Linked DNA regions of Homo sapiens: region 2 is linked to region 1. Evidence: chromatin contacts called from ENCODE Hi-C or POLR2A ChIA-PET data. All regions are on one chromosome and are shown on one strand. The core of a region is the stretch at or near the end of the contact, and the rest is flanking DNA. Distances in the headings are between cores, read along the strand shown. Region 1 overlaps SMG6 (SMG6 nonsense mediated mRNA decay factor). Region 2 overlaps SMG6 (SMG6 nonsense mediated mRNA decay factor).

Evidence for each region. A loop is a pair of places that touch in the nucleus more often than their neighbours do. ChIA-PET counts read pairs that join two places held with the same protein, here RNA polymerase II (POLR2A). Pooled maps may share reads with other maps.
Region 2: a loop to region 1 is called in a pooled map, with 4 times the contacts of the local background. The contact joins two enhancer-like sites. A Hi-C loop is called at or near these places in 7 of 50 pooled maps. POLR2A ChIA-PET finds 5 or more read pairs at or near these places in 7 of 52 experiments (CD4-positive, alpha-beta memory T cell, GM12878, activated CD4-positive, alpha-beta T cell and 4 more).

What each region holds. Positions count from the first base shown.
Region 1 is chr17:2,213,967-2,218,057 of GRCh38, forward strand. All of the region lies in intron 10 of SMG6 (SMG6 nonsense mediated mRNA decay factor), which reads right to left. Among named protein-coding and RNA genes, the nearest start is that of SMG6, 88 kb to the right of the region's middle. RefSeq lists enhancers at 1-631, 986-1,834, 2,197-2,406 and a silencer at 1,837-1,886. Within about 2 kb of position 1,730, at least 33 of the 41 ENCODE cell types and tissues checked have a DNase peak (open chromatin) inside an H3K27ac peak, as active enhancers do.
Region 2 is chr17:2,280,755-2,284,401 of GRCh38, forward strand. SMG6 (SMG6 nonsense mediated mRNA decay factor) reads right to left here. Exons shown (of 19, transcript NM_017575.5): 7 at 2,871-2,981; 8 at 1,893-2,105. Among named protein-coding and RNA genes, the nearest start is that of SMG6, 21 kb to the right of the region's middle. Within about 2 kb of position 1,742, at least 2 of the 41 ENCODE cell types and tissues checked have a DNase peak (open chromatin) inside an H3K27ac peak, as active enhancers do.

The DNA of each region.
Region 1 (4,091 bases), core at 480-2,979:
TTTACTGAACTACACTGTTTGGGGATCAAGTACAGGAAGCTGAGAGTTCAACCATTTGTCAGCCAGGGGATGATGGGGAGAGGACCGGGGGACCTAGAGTCACTAGCAGGAACATAAGGCCCAGAGATAAGTCTCAGAACCCATGCCCAAAAAGAAACAAAAGGTCACTAACCCTGTTTTTGTTCTCAACAGCTCCACGAGGATCCATGCCATCATGGCACTTTGGGAGGCCTGTCACGAGTTACACAGGCCTAGGCTGCCCACACCCCAGCTCAGCAGAAAAAGAGAACTGCAATCCAAGTCAGACAGATCCTGCCTGGACTCTCCGCAGAGAGCCTGGAGAGTCTGACCAGCAAAGAAACAGCAATCTTCCTACCTACCCCACTCTCAATCCCCCCCACCCCAATCCAGGCTCCCGAAGAAGAAAAACAAACAACAACAGAGCAGGCAATTGCACAAGAGCTGCAGAGTGAAGGCGAGGTGGACGGCAACGGCTTCTCGGCTGTGCCCCGTATCTCTTCCCAGAACACTGATGACAAAGCTGGAGACGTTACTCACATGCTGAGCCAGTCAGCCCCTCACCCAGGGCTGGTGCTGAGAAGTCTGACTAGAAACCGGCAGTCAACGCTGACACACTCATTTATAATAAAAGGTGTATATTAAACAAACTAGTCAAATCCTTAAACAAAAAGTAAGGGCAAAATGTGACTGTCATTCTTAATTGTCCATGCAAAATCCTCCCGGTTAAATTCCATGTGTCTCCTGGACTTTGATAAATGTTATTTCTCCTCTCAAGAACATGAACAGAGATACCGCTGTCGAAGTAGCTCTCTTGGAAAGAAACCTGATAAGAAAACCTGCTATGGCAGGTGAGTGAAACCTGTGACGGACACCATTTTGGGGGATGACCAGACTGGAACATAATATTTCACTGAGGCAGAGGGGTCTGTGGTTACTTTCTGCATGCCACATGTCTAGCCCTAAAGAACTGAGGAATGCTCTCGACAGGAAAAACACAGCAGCCAATGCTGCGATACCAAAGCCACAACTCCACGGGGCCCTGGAGCCTCTCAAACTAAGCTGCCAGCTAGGGAGCTAACACTAGCTTTGGATAAAACACAGCTCTGGTACAGTAATTAATTTTTTTCTTAACTAGGATTACATTAATTTTCAAGGACTAATGGAGTCCAGCTGTAATGTGAAGAGTGGCTGCTGATGCACAAAGGCACTTGTGCGTACATTATAAACACACACACACGCGCGCGCACACACACACACAGACCTATAAAAAGGATCTACTATAACAGGATATTTTTAGTTTCTACAATGCTGCACTAAAAATACAGTCCCGGCTGATACATCATGGCAGAACTATTCTCTCTCTGTCCCTTCAGGAACAGTTTAAAACATTTATTTTTGTTTCCTTTTGCGATGGTCAGAGTAGAGAGAGAAAATAGCAACTCATTGATAAGAGGAAACGAGACAGACATGAAAAATTGAAAACTACCTAAAAACTCATGGAGAGGTTTATTTTATTAGTTCTTAATAAATATCTTGCAGATTTCCTCAGGAAATACACCAGATCACATGTAAAATAGTTTGATACTGATGTCAACTGCATCAACATATGAAGTCTATTAGGGTGAAGCCGCAGCAGGGTGATCAGCGTGCTGAAAAACTCCACAGTACTTGTGTGTGTGGGGGGGGATCTCACGGCCTTCCAAATTCTTCGAGAGGTAAAAAAGTCAGCCAAGACGCAGAGAGAGAAAGAGAGAGAAAAAAAGATCCCACATCCTGCTTTCAGCTGCCAGCAATGTGAAGTGCCCAGAGATTAATTCTACGTCTGGCCTGGAAATGCGACTTTAAAGCATGAGGGAGGGGAGTGAGGGTGGGTGGGGGGCGGCGAGGAGGAAAGAGGAAAGAGAAGGGCAGGCTAACCGAGGCTGGCAGCAGGCCACCAACCCCTTCCCAAGCCATGTTTCAATGCAGACAGAAGTAAACCCCTATAGACAGCAGCGCCTCAGCCTGCCAGGGCCTTACACCAGCTGCAGTGCATCTCGCGCTCTCCCTCAGCCCTGAGTGCAGATGTTCCCCGCAGCATCACTTCCGCTACACTTTCTTTTAAAGAAACAGCGCACACATAGAGGTATTTCTGCCTCTTCCCAGTAGGCAGAAATTTTTGGCCTTCAGGGATCTCGGGCAAGGTGGAAACTCAGATGGCAGGTACCACGATGGTAAAGCAGCTACCCCAATCTCCCTTGGAAGGGACCAACCAAGGTATCCAAGGAATGGGGTCAAGAGCATTAGTGAGGTAATAGGAATTTTTTTTACAGATTTGGCTTTCTACTGTCTTCAGAGGGAGAGAGAGAGGTCCCCACAGTTTGGGGCTAAGAAAAGGGGGGGAAAAAGTAGGCTGAAGATTTAAACCGTGATTTCTCAAAGCAGTCTACTGTAACATTACCATCTCAAAGGGATTCTGATGACTTCATCATCATGGAAGTCTTACAGAATTTTTTAAAAATATAATTCTAAGGTATTAACATTTTGCAAGGCACAAATACTTACCTATAAGACATAATTTTTTTAAATCAACAATCTGTTAATTTCTTATTTGCCTAAACTCTTTATACATTTTCAGACCTTAGAAAATCAATCAATCAATCACTGATTAGGCACCTAACTTTTTCAAAATTTCTGGCCCTTTTTTGTGAGAATAAGCATCTAATTTTGGAGTTAGCCTTGAACATTGTTAGGAATTTGCTAAAATATTATATAGTCTCTTGTCCCCATGGAGACATACTCTAGTTGAGGGATTTATGCATTTTATGAAGCTAAAATAATTCCATTTTCAAGATGAGCTAAATATTCCCTAATTGATCTATGAGGTTGTTAGTTCTTCTGGAATGCAGGAAGAGTTAGAAGAATCAGTAATGTCAAAATGTCAAAAAAAAACAAGACAACTGGTATACCCTCAAAACCTAAGTTGCTTCTTTTGAAATTCAAGTTCAAAATAAGAAACAGAATCTTCCTTTATGGGAAGGGGAGAAACACTGGCAATCAGTGGCGAACACATTATGGCAGGAAAGTTTAATTCAACAAACATTTATTAAATGTATTCCATCCACAAGGTACTGGACGTAGAAACAGGTTTGGAAATGGTTAAGTAATTTGCATAACACAGCAAGTAAACAATCAGAATTAGAACCTAGTTTTATCTAATTTCAAATATTTCTTTTTATCATTATAATTTTTAAAAATACATTTACACAATACATTATTACTAAAGTATTGTGATAATTTCAGAAAACTACAAAAATACAGAGAAAAAAGAAAATTTAAAACATGTTTAATTCTACCATCTTAGAGAATCATGGGTAAGTTTTGATGGATATCCATCAGTCTATTAAAATTAATATATGTATAATATATATTATTTTACCAAAATGTGATCAATTGCAAAGTTCATAACCATGAAGCCACACGGTCTTCAGGAAAAGCAGAGATCACATTTTTGGCAGCTGACCACTCCCAACCACCAGAAAACAGAAGAGTCATGGTCCAACTCTAAACTGGGCAGGATTTTTCTATTCCATCTTTACACTTCTCTCTGAACTCTTTAAAGCAAAGAAATTTAAAAATATCTCATTACCCTCTACCATCCTCCTGCACATCACCTAGAGCCCAAGACAGCCAAGTGCACTGGCTCCCCTCAGCCACCTTCCACAGTACTTCCAGAGCCAAAGAATAAACAATGAAAAGGACCGCCGGGCACGGTGGCTCACGCCTGCAATCCTGGCACTTTGGGAGGCCGAGGCGGGCAGATAACAAGGTCAGGAGATCGAGACGATCCTGGCCAACATGGTGAAACCCCGTCTCTACTAAAAATAAAAAAAATCAGCCGGGTGTGGTGGCGCACACCTGTAGTCCCAGCTACTCGGGAGGGCGAGACAGGAGAATCGCTTGAACCCGGGATGCAGAGGTTGCAGTGAGCTGAGATTGTGCCACCACACTCCAGCTTGGGCGACACAGCGAGACTCGGTCTCAAAAAACAAAAACAAAAACAAAAAAAAAAACAATGAAAAGGACCATCA
Region 2 (3,647 bases), core at 492-2,991, 67 kb after region 1:
CAAAAATATATTCATCTATTATTTGTATAATTAGAAATAAAATGGGACAGACATGATACACCTCATGCCTGTAATCCCAGATCTTTGGGAGGCCACGGGAGGACTGCTTGAGGCCAGGAGTTTGAGACCAGCCTGCGCAACAGGGCAAGTCTCCATCGCTACAAAAAATTAGCTGGGTGTGGTGGCATGTGCCTGTAGTCCTAGCAACTCAGGAGGCTGAGGCAGGAAAATCACTGGAACTCAGGATTTCGATCGCATCACTGCACTCTGGCCTGAGCAACAGAGACCGACCCTGTTTTTGATTGTATTCATTTATTTTTTGGAAGGCAGAGTCTCACTCATCACTCAGGCTGCAGTGCAGTGGTGCAGCCTTGACGCTCTTGGGCTCATTCTTGACTTTTTTGAGACAGGGTCTTGCTCTGGCACCTACGCTGGATCATAGCTCATGACATCCTTGAACTCCTGGACTCAAGCAATCCTCCTGCCTCAGACTCCTGAGTAGCTAGAACTAGAGGCCCGCATCACCATGCCCAGCCAATTTTGAAAATTTTTTTACAGAGACAGAAGCCTCGTTTTGTTGACCAGGCTGGTACTGAATTCCTAGGCTCCAGCGAACCTCCTGCCTTGGCCTCCCAAAGTGCTGGGATTACAGATGGGAGCCACCACACCAGACCTTGACTCTTTCTTCTCCCTGAGCTCCCCACGTTCAACCAAGTCTTTTGGATTCTACTGTAATAATATGACTTGTGTCTGTTCACTTCTTCCCACCTCCAAAGCCATTTCTTGGTTCAAGTCTTTTTCATATCTCACTTGGAACTACCGCAGCACCCTCCTTGTCTCCTATTTCTAGTCTTACTCTTCTCCAAACATTTTACAAAGCGGCCAGGGTTTATTTCTGAAGAGCAGATGTTATTCCCCTATTTAAAGCATCCAATAGCTTCCTACTATTTTCAGGATAAAGGTCAAATAATTTATCATATGACCCTTCAACATCTAGCCCCAGCTTACACCACCCACTGGGTGAATTTTACCCTTAAGGCGCAACGAACCAGCCACTGCAGTTTTCCACCTACCGTGCTCTCTCTCCCCCAGCCAGCCTCAGCCCTTTGCATATGCTATTTCCTTTGCCTGGGAATCACTTTACCACCTCCCTTTCCTTCTCAAGCTAACTCCTACTTGTTCTTTATACTTCAATTGACCAATGGCTGCTTTGGTCCCATGGCTATGTGCTCTCATATACTGGGTGTGCACCCCAAAAACAGAAGTAATTACAATGTTAAGTCTCTTGCGTCCTCCACTAGAATGCACTGAGACAGCAAGAGATCTTGTTCACTGTTATCTTTAGTGACTGGCACACTGTCGATAATTACTTACTGAGTCAATGAAGAGGAGAAATCTTCTAAACAAGCCTGTGATTTTTCTACTGTCATTTCTCCTGGCTTAAAGGAAAAAGTCCCCGCCCAAGAGTTATAAGAGGATATCCCATAGAAAGCCCATCACAAATCAGACTAACTAACCTATCCATGCTACTTTAGTTCATTCTCGGAATATAAGGTCAACCAAGAGGAAAAGATAAGTACAAAATCCCACATAGAATCCTAAAGCATCATGTTGATGACGCTGAACAAAAAGCAGCAAAAAAAAAAAAAAAAAAAAAAAAATTCTAATCCTACTTTTACTAAATTCTGCAGTGACACATAGTGGTGAGAGAGGGAAGTACATAATAAAGATAAAGGAAGCGTACATGAGAAGGGAAAAGACCATCAGGGAGCCTCAAGTGGTTTGTCTTCCTTGCAATCAGTGGGAAGTATCTGTGCCTCACAGCTGTATGAACCAGGGCACCCAGGCTTACTGAGCTAGTTTGGCTCATTGCATCATTCTCAGGAACTTACATCACTGGGACTCAGGCTGCCCAGCCCATTCTCTTGCTCAGAATCCTTCCCAGACTCAGTGCCCTGGGAAGACCGTGGATGGGATGGATGAATCCAGATCTCCAGGCGAGTGGTGTCATCTCCAACATGCCGGAAAGTAGACTTCTTTCCTTTCCGCCACTGGTCAGGGCTCAGGTCAAATTCCTCATGTTGCTTCTTTTCCATCTGTTCTGCCTATATAACATACAAACACATTAGCTCATGGCCTGGTGTGGTGGCTCACGCCTGTAATCCCAGCACTTAGAGATGCGGAGGCAGGCGGATCACTTGAGGTCAGGAGTTTGAGACCAGCCTGACCAACATAGTGAAACCCTGTCTCTACTAAAAATACAAAATTAGCTGGGTGTGGTGGCGCATATCTGTAATCCTAGCTACTCGGGAGGCTGAGGCATGAGAATCACTTAAATCCGGGAGGCAGAGGTTGCAGTGAGCCAAGATCGCATCACTGCACTCCAGTCTGGGCAACAAGAGCGAAACTCTGTCTCAAAAACAAAAAACACACATGAGCTCAGACTTTCCTGAGACTCAGCTTACAAAGAGAAAAGCCTCACCTCACCGGTATTTATTTGACAATAAAAATACTGTACCACAGTCCCAAAGTAGCAGAGTGTCATCTGCTTTGTTTCATATAGTTATTAATTCTGTAGACTGAAGGCTGTAGAGCACGTACATGTACATCCAAGGGCCCCTGAAAGCTCTCCTGAAGATCACAGTTTTGTTCTGCACAGGGGCTGACCAACTACCCACCAGCACAGTCTGATGGGACCATTTAAGGACACTATGAGTCATTCCCCGAGGACACACAGACACTGAGCAATAACTGCACCTTGGATAAACCTCACTGGCTACGATCCTGCCGGTGCGCAGAGCTAGGGCACACCAACACTCAGGGAAATGCACTATTCGAGGAAGGAAGGGTTCTGCCACATCCCCACTCACCTTCCGCTTGGTCTCTTCAAACAAGCTCATGAGACTCTCCTTGGCAGTCAGGATAGGGTTGCTGGCAGCTAAACTGCGCATATAGTAATAGACAGCGTCAAGCTTCCTCCTCTGTGGAAAGAGGCCAGAGACATTCAGTCAACCAATTCTCGTCCTAACTCCAGCAAGAGGCAGCTGACTCAGGAAACCCTACTATCTCTCCCAGCCTGTCTCCCAAACTGAGAGGAATCCCAACAACAAAATCAGAAATGCTATCCACAGGAGAAGCCATTGCAATTACATCACAGATCTCTTCTTGCACAGTATTATATCTTACATGCAGAGGTGCTCCAAGAACCAAGTACTCATAAGGAGAGAAAGGAATAAACAGGCTCTTAAAATATAAACAGAAATTACATCTTGTTCTTAGAAAAAGCATGATGTTCAATTCACTTTATATTTCCTGTTCTTATCAGAGAGTCAGTATGCTATAATGAAATCACGAAATTACAAGCCAGACAGACCTTGGTCCAAATACTGGCTAATCCAGGAGTTGACTCGGAAACTTTGGACAAAAGACTCCAAGATTATTACATTATTATGTAATAATCTTCCTGAGTTCCTATATCCTCAACATTACAATGGGAGTAATAATACCCAATGGAGGAGTATCCTCAGGTTTACAAAGTGTTGTCCACTGTCTCACACTTAACTGTACTTAATCAATGATGTTGCCATTGTTATTGATAATTTTTTAAAATAAATAAGTAGCTGAGTTGAACATTTTATGGATATTAT